Regions from separate parts of the Homo sapiens genome. Here region 1 is linked to region 2. Evidence: chromatin contacts called from ENCODE Hi-C or POLR2A ChIA-PET data. All regions are on one chromosome and are shown on one strand. The core of a region is the stretch at or near the end of the contact, and the rest is flanking DNA. Distances in the headings are between cores, read along the strand shown. Region 1 overlaps ERC2 (ELKS/RAB6-interacting/CAST family member 2). Region 2 holds the start of ERC2-IT1 (ERC2 intronic transcript 1).

The links. Hi-C counts contacts between places; a loop is a spot of excess contacts on that map. ChIA-PET counts read pairs that join two places held with the same protein, here RNA polymerase II (POLR2A). Pooled maps may share reads with other maps.
Region 1: a loop to region 2 is called in a map with no recorded cell type, with 2.5 times the contacts of the local background. The contact joins the enhancer-like site here to the promoter of ERC2-IT1 in region 2. A Hi-C loop is called at or near these places in 6 of 37 single-sample maps with no recorded cell type and 1 of 50 pooled maps. POLR2A ChIA-PET finds 5 or more read pairs at or near these places in 2 of 52 experiments (AG04450 and OCI-LY7).

The regions. Positions count from the first base shown.
Region 1 is chr3:55,619,127-55,621,860 of GRCh38, forward strand. All of the region lies in intron 17 of ERC2 (ELKS/RAB6-interacting/CAST family member 2), which reads right to left. Among named protein-coding and RNA genes, the nearest start is that of ERC2-AS1, 13 kb to the left of the region's middle. Within about 2 kb of position 1,310, at least 6 of the 41 ENCODE cell types and tissues checked have a DNase peak (open chromatin) inside an H3K27ac peak, as active enhancers do.
Region 2 is chr3:55,658,149-55,661,033 of GRCh38, forward strand. ERC2-IT1 (ERC2 intronic transcript 1) reads right to left here and starts at 1,321. Exons shown (of 1, transcript NR_024615.1): 1 at 1-1,321. All of the region lies in intron 17 of ERC2 (ELKS/RAB6-interacting/CAST family member 2), which reads right to left. RefSeq lists enhancers at 476-675, 716-835.

The sequences.
Region 1 (2,734 bases), core at 60-2,559, 39 kb before region 2:
ACTTAATAAAACAGGAACAGTTCTTAAGTACGGCACTTGCCAACTGAAAAATCTGGAGCACTATTTTTCTATTAAAACCTTGTCCATGTTTTTCCTATTGGAACCTGGAAACTGGACAAATTCTGAAGAAATCCGAAGGAATTTCTTTAGAAAAGAATTCTGTTAACACCAAAAGCTCCCAAGCACTACACAAGGCAAATGCTAGGTTGCGTTACGCTCAAATGTAAAAGCAGGGTTCCAATCCAAAGTGATGTGTCCTTCACACCAGGCTTTGTGTGCATCAGGGTTTATGCATTTGTACACTGATCCTCGCACATTTCTGCATCTCCCTGCTTCATAATTTCATAATCAGTTCCAGATTTCCTATTTCTTCCACATCGTAAGGCACAGAGTTCCAGATTTGAGAGATGCAAGGTTTAAGGGTATGAAAGTGCAGTGAAACGTACGATAATAATAAAACCAAAACTGAAGTTTTGTTTCATACCCACTGAGAAGTAACAAACTGAGTATATACCTTGGGACCCATCTGATCTTCAGAAACTGTTGGAACATGGTAGACATGTACAAAAATTTCATATGTAAAGTGGATCCTTTGGTTGGTAGACCTCCTTACCAACAAAGCTAAAAGTGTTCCTACATTGCTATAATAAACACATCGGATTTGGATATGCCTGCCAAAGCACCATAACGCTTCTCTCAAAATTCAGAACTCTGTCTCTACATTACAAGACAGAGCAAACTGAAAGATCAGGTTAATCTAGGATAAACTTCATCTCTTGAGTTCAAAGACAACTGGCCTCTCTAGGGGTTTCAATCAAGGGTTCTTTGAAGGATTGCTCTCAAATTCATTAAAGAAATTTCACTGACTTCACAGACTTTGGCATTAAATAGATAACCTGAGCTCTTCATTGCCTGGCAAAATGACTGTTCACCTTTGAAGCTCTGCAAATTGGGATTAAGTTGGCTGTTTGCCTTTTACCTCAAAGATGACTCCACTCCATTGACCAGCGAGTCCCCAGGCAATGACCTGGTTGATCAATGACATCAAATTTATCTCTACAATGTGTCTCTTAAAACACCCATCCTTTCAACAGATTGGCTTTGTTATGATTTTTGCTTTAGATGTAGTAGTACTCTTGATAATAATGCCATCCCCATAATAAAAATTCAGGAAATGAATCATATTTTAAAAATCCAAGTGTAATTTCCAGCTAACTTGAAAGATGTGTGGGGTTTTTAGATGTATAAACTCAACTTTTAAACCCTGCTTTGAATTTCGCTTCCTCAATTACCACAGAAAATGAGGTGTCTCATCAGACCCTGGAGCGAGCCCTAAAGCAGCACGGACTTGCTTTTCACAATGACTCTGCACATTCCGGAGAAGGATCGGCATAAACACATAGGTTTTCACCCTCTAACCCCACCGTCTGCTTCCTCTGTGCCCCATAATCTAAAACATCTCTTCTTCGCAGGTATATGGTCTTGGATTTGTCACAGTGTACGGGAGACTTTACAAGGCCAATAAAATGACAGCTGCACAGAGGGAACTGGGTGGCTTTTACCGACTCTGAAACACCACTGCCTTTAACTCCCAGGGATCAGGAACTTGAAAGCACTCCGATTCACTTAGCTCTGTGTTTGTCATAAAGTTAAGGCTAATCAGATTTTCCCCAACTTGCAGCCCTATCTTAAATCCTCAAGCTGCTCCTATGCAAACTTAACTGATGGAAGATGTGATTACGCCTTCTCAGGTCATAAATTCTAGATATTTATAACATAACTGTTGTCATTTAGGCCAATTAAGATGCTTTTACTAGCTCGGAACAACTACCTATGGGGCTTGTCAAATACTCTGACAGTGGTTTATGACCCTTCACAGTGATTTTATCTTATAGGGATATGAAAGATGGTTGCATGCAAAAATAGCCAGGAGGCCTTGAAGCACATTCTTCATATTAGCATCATCCATACCCCATTTCCATTCTGTCCCCTTTCTTATCCACTAAAACCCCGATTTGACTCTAACTGCCCCCCCTCCAGCCAGAGTTGGTTTCTTTGATCACCTTTTTTTTCTCCAAAGACCTAAAAGAGGGAGATAACACCTCTTGAGACACTACTATAAAACACCCAAGTGGTGGGCTGGTTAAACGCCCAGCTGGGAATGCCAGACTTCCACATGCATAACATGTCCCTAAAGACAAGTGGGTTTTCCTTTTCACTTAGGGCAAACACTCCCTCATGAAAAGCAAAAGAGGGTGGGTGACAACAAAGAAAGAACGGGACATATTTGGGGAGTTCATACAGACAGGTTATAGCTTCTCCTTTTCCTTTGTGAAATATCGCTTATCTACTACTGTTCCCCTCCTGCCGTTTCTTCTTTTAACAAGGCCCCCAAGCACTGATTTCAGGCACTGTACTAGGCTAGGGATACAGGGATCAAGAAACACTCAGGCTGGCTGGAGACACAGACACCTTGATAATTATAATGCAAAGTGTTAACAGGTAACAGGACAGTCATGCACAGCAAATTCTGGAAGCACTGAAAAGTGGCATTTCACTTTTGGAAGGGAGGTGGTCAGGGGAGATTCCTTGGGAAAAAGAATTCCTAGTCTGGGCCTTAGAAAATGCCAGGAGACAGCTAGGCCAATTGGGGGAGAAAAGTAGTTCCAGGAGGGAGAGAAAGAACAAAGGCGTGGATTGGAGGAGGACATGGGATACGTGGAAAATGCCAGGC
Region 2 (2,885 bases), core at 71-2,570:
GATCTTAAATGATGTCTTCAGGGATCTGTCTCTGCCTCTCTCTCCATCATTCTTGTCTACTTTCCTTTTCCTTCTGACTTCATTTTCAGGTAGGGTTCTCTTCTCACTATGGCCCTGTCGCTCCCGGTACCCCAAATTTCATCACTCCAGCTTCTATTTCCATAGAGTAAACAGTTCTTTTTCCAAGCAATCTTAACTCAAAATTTCAGAACTGAGACTCATTGGTCTAGTTTGATTATGTGCCCATTTCTGAACCAATCACTGTGGCCTAAGGGATAGCTCCCTCTGAGTGACCAAGTCTAGGGAAAGTGAACTCTGATTGGCTGGCTTGAGTCATGTGCCCATATTGACATAGTGCTGGGTGAAGGGTAACTGTCCCAGAACTGCAAAAACTGAAAGGAATTCCCCAGAGAAACTTGGCCCCTGGTATCAAAAGATAGGGAGACAGACACTGGGCAGACCAAAGCAATGGATGGCTGTACACCATTAGCAGGCATTAAATGCATTTTGCACACTTGCTCATGAATATCTCCCTCTCCCTGTTGCAGAGCCACATAATCAGAAGACTGAAGGACCATTGCTGTGCAAGTGAATCTGAGTAGTTCTGACTTGCCAGCCTGTGACAGGGAAATAGCAGCCACAGATGTTTAACTAAGCAAGTACTACCAGGCCCCAGGCCCACAAGCTCTTCCCCAAGCCCAGTCCCAGCTGACAGGCAGGCGTGACAGGACATGTCAAGGCCAAGAGTCAGGACACCTGTCAAGATGTCACAGTGCCTCAGGACACGTGGGTTGGGCAGGTGACAGCTGCAGTGAACCTTCCCGAGGCCCACAGAGCAACCTGCATCTGCCACCTTCAACAGGCAAGGCATCTTTCTTCTCAGAAAACAAGGAAAGCAAGCAAGCATTTGAAACTGTATATCCTTTCCTGTTTCATTAAGGGGTTGGGCTTTGTTTTCCTGAAAGCTTTTGTTCTTCTGTCAGCATATTCAAAACAACCAAAAGGCGTTACCTGCTCTGAAATCCCTGAGATGCCTATCCTCAGAGGTGCTTTTGGCTGTCTTATGCAGCAGAAGGAAGATTTGCTTCCTAGCTGATTCTCCAGTCCTCAGGACATTCACAAATGGCAAATTATAAGCCCGTGTTGCCTCTGCTGACTGCAACTTGGGCCTGTCAGCCCAGAATAATATTTGCATGATGATTTGGCCAAATCAGGCCTGGCTGTCTGTCATCCTGGGCTCCCTTCTCTCCCTCCACCAGACGAACAAACCCCGTGGCCCCTCCTCCTCAGATAGCTCTGGAATCCCGCTGCTTTTCCCCATCCCTGATCTCCCCACCCTTCCTTTCTACCCCCTACCACCTCTCTCAGGTCCCAATAGTCTCTGTGCTCCACTCACTCCCCTCCATCAATTCTTGGCTCTTCCACCAGAGGGGTCCTTCTAAAGCACCCACATCCGTCCATGCCACTGCTCAGCCTTTTCTTTCAATGGTTTCCAAGTCCCCTTATAATTAAGTTCAATCTCTTCAAAAAACTAGCAGAAAGGCTTTCTGACCTCAGTCTCAACCGATAGCCTGTTTGCCTCCTATACTCCAGATGTATTTATGGACATAGGTAGGCTCCCAGATCAGATCTACATCATGACATCCCCTGGGGCTGGGCTATTCTCCTCTGCCGCCTCTGTACCTGGCCAACTCCTACTTATCCGTGAGGCCACAGCTCAAGGGTCACTACTTCTGGCTTCTGAATCTCGGTATGGCGTCTCTCCCATATTTGCTCTAGGCATCTAGTGCCTCCTCCACTACAGCACTTATTATACTATCCTGAAATTGCTTGCTTTTCTGTGCTTCCTTCATTAGCCTGGAGTAATGGAGCCTGGAAGATCTATGAGTATGGAACTCACCTTATTCATTACTGCATCATTAGCTTCTCATGCAAACCCCATCACATTATGGAAGCTCAGTTCATATTTGTTAAATGTCTGAACAATGTGAATGTTCATACTCAGACTTTCCATTGGCTGAATTTGAGGTCACAATTTCTGTACATGCAACTGAGAGCAAATTGGCACATCAACCCGCACCCCCACCTCCAGATAAAATGTAAGCAATAGCATTTGTTCCACCTGATATTCCTTTTGGCTCCTGATCTTTATGTCCAAGTTATAAAAATGTCTCCATCACAACTTCCACCCCTGGAATTGAGTGCCTGGTGCAGGGAAGGGGCACAATCTTTGACACAATCTAGAGCAAGTGAGACCTCCAAGGATTTGAAGAGAAATGTAAGAGTGTGCTCTGAGCTTTGGCTTGCAGAACCTGGGGGGTGGGGCGGGGGTGGCGTGGGAGTCTCCTATTTCCTTGACCATCCAAATTTGATTTTTTTTCTCCTTGCTCAGCACCTAGTGGTGTAGTATTCCAAGGGCATTAAAACAAGGTTAAAGGGCTTTATGTGATGAAAGGCATTCTTAGTTGTGAGTGTTTAGCAGGAGTTTAAATATCAGCAATTTTGTATATGGAAACATATTAGCTTCATATTTAATTGGGGTCGTGGTGCACTGTGAAGTACAGCACTTATGTGCACAGACTTGGGTATGATGTCCCACAGACATGGGTTTGAGTCCCAGCCCTGCCATTAATAAGCCATGTGACACCTGCCCAGGTAGCTAACCTCTGTGAGCCTCAATCAGGTCCCTCACCTATAAAACAGGGATAATAACAATAAAAGCATAAATCCTTGTAGGGCTGTTGTGAAGAACAAGGTAAGAAATGCACATAAAGTACCGTGCACAGCACCTAAAATGAGGTAAGCACCTAGAAAATGCAAGCTGGTCTTCTTCATATTATAACATTGGGCCCTTACCCTGCTCCAGTTGCTAGAAAGTAAAAAAT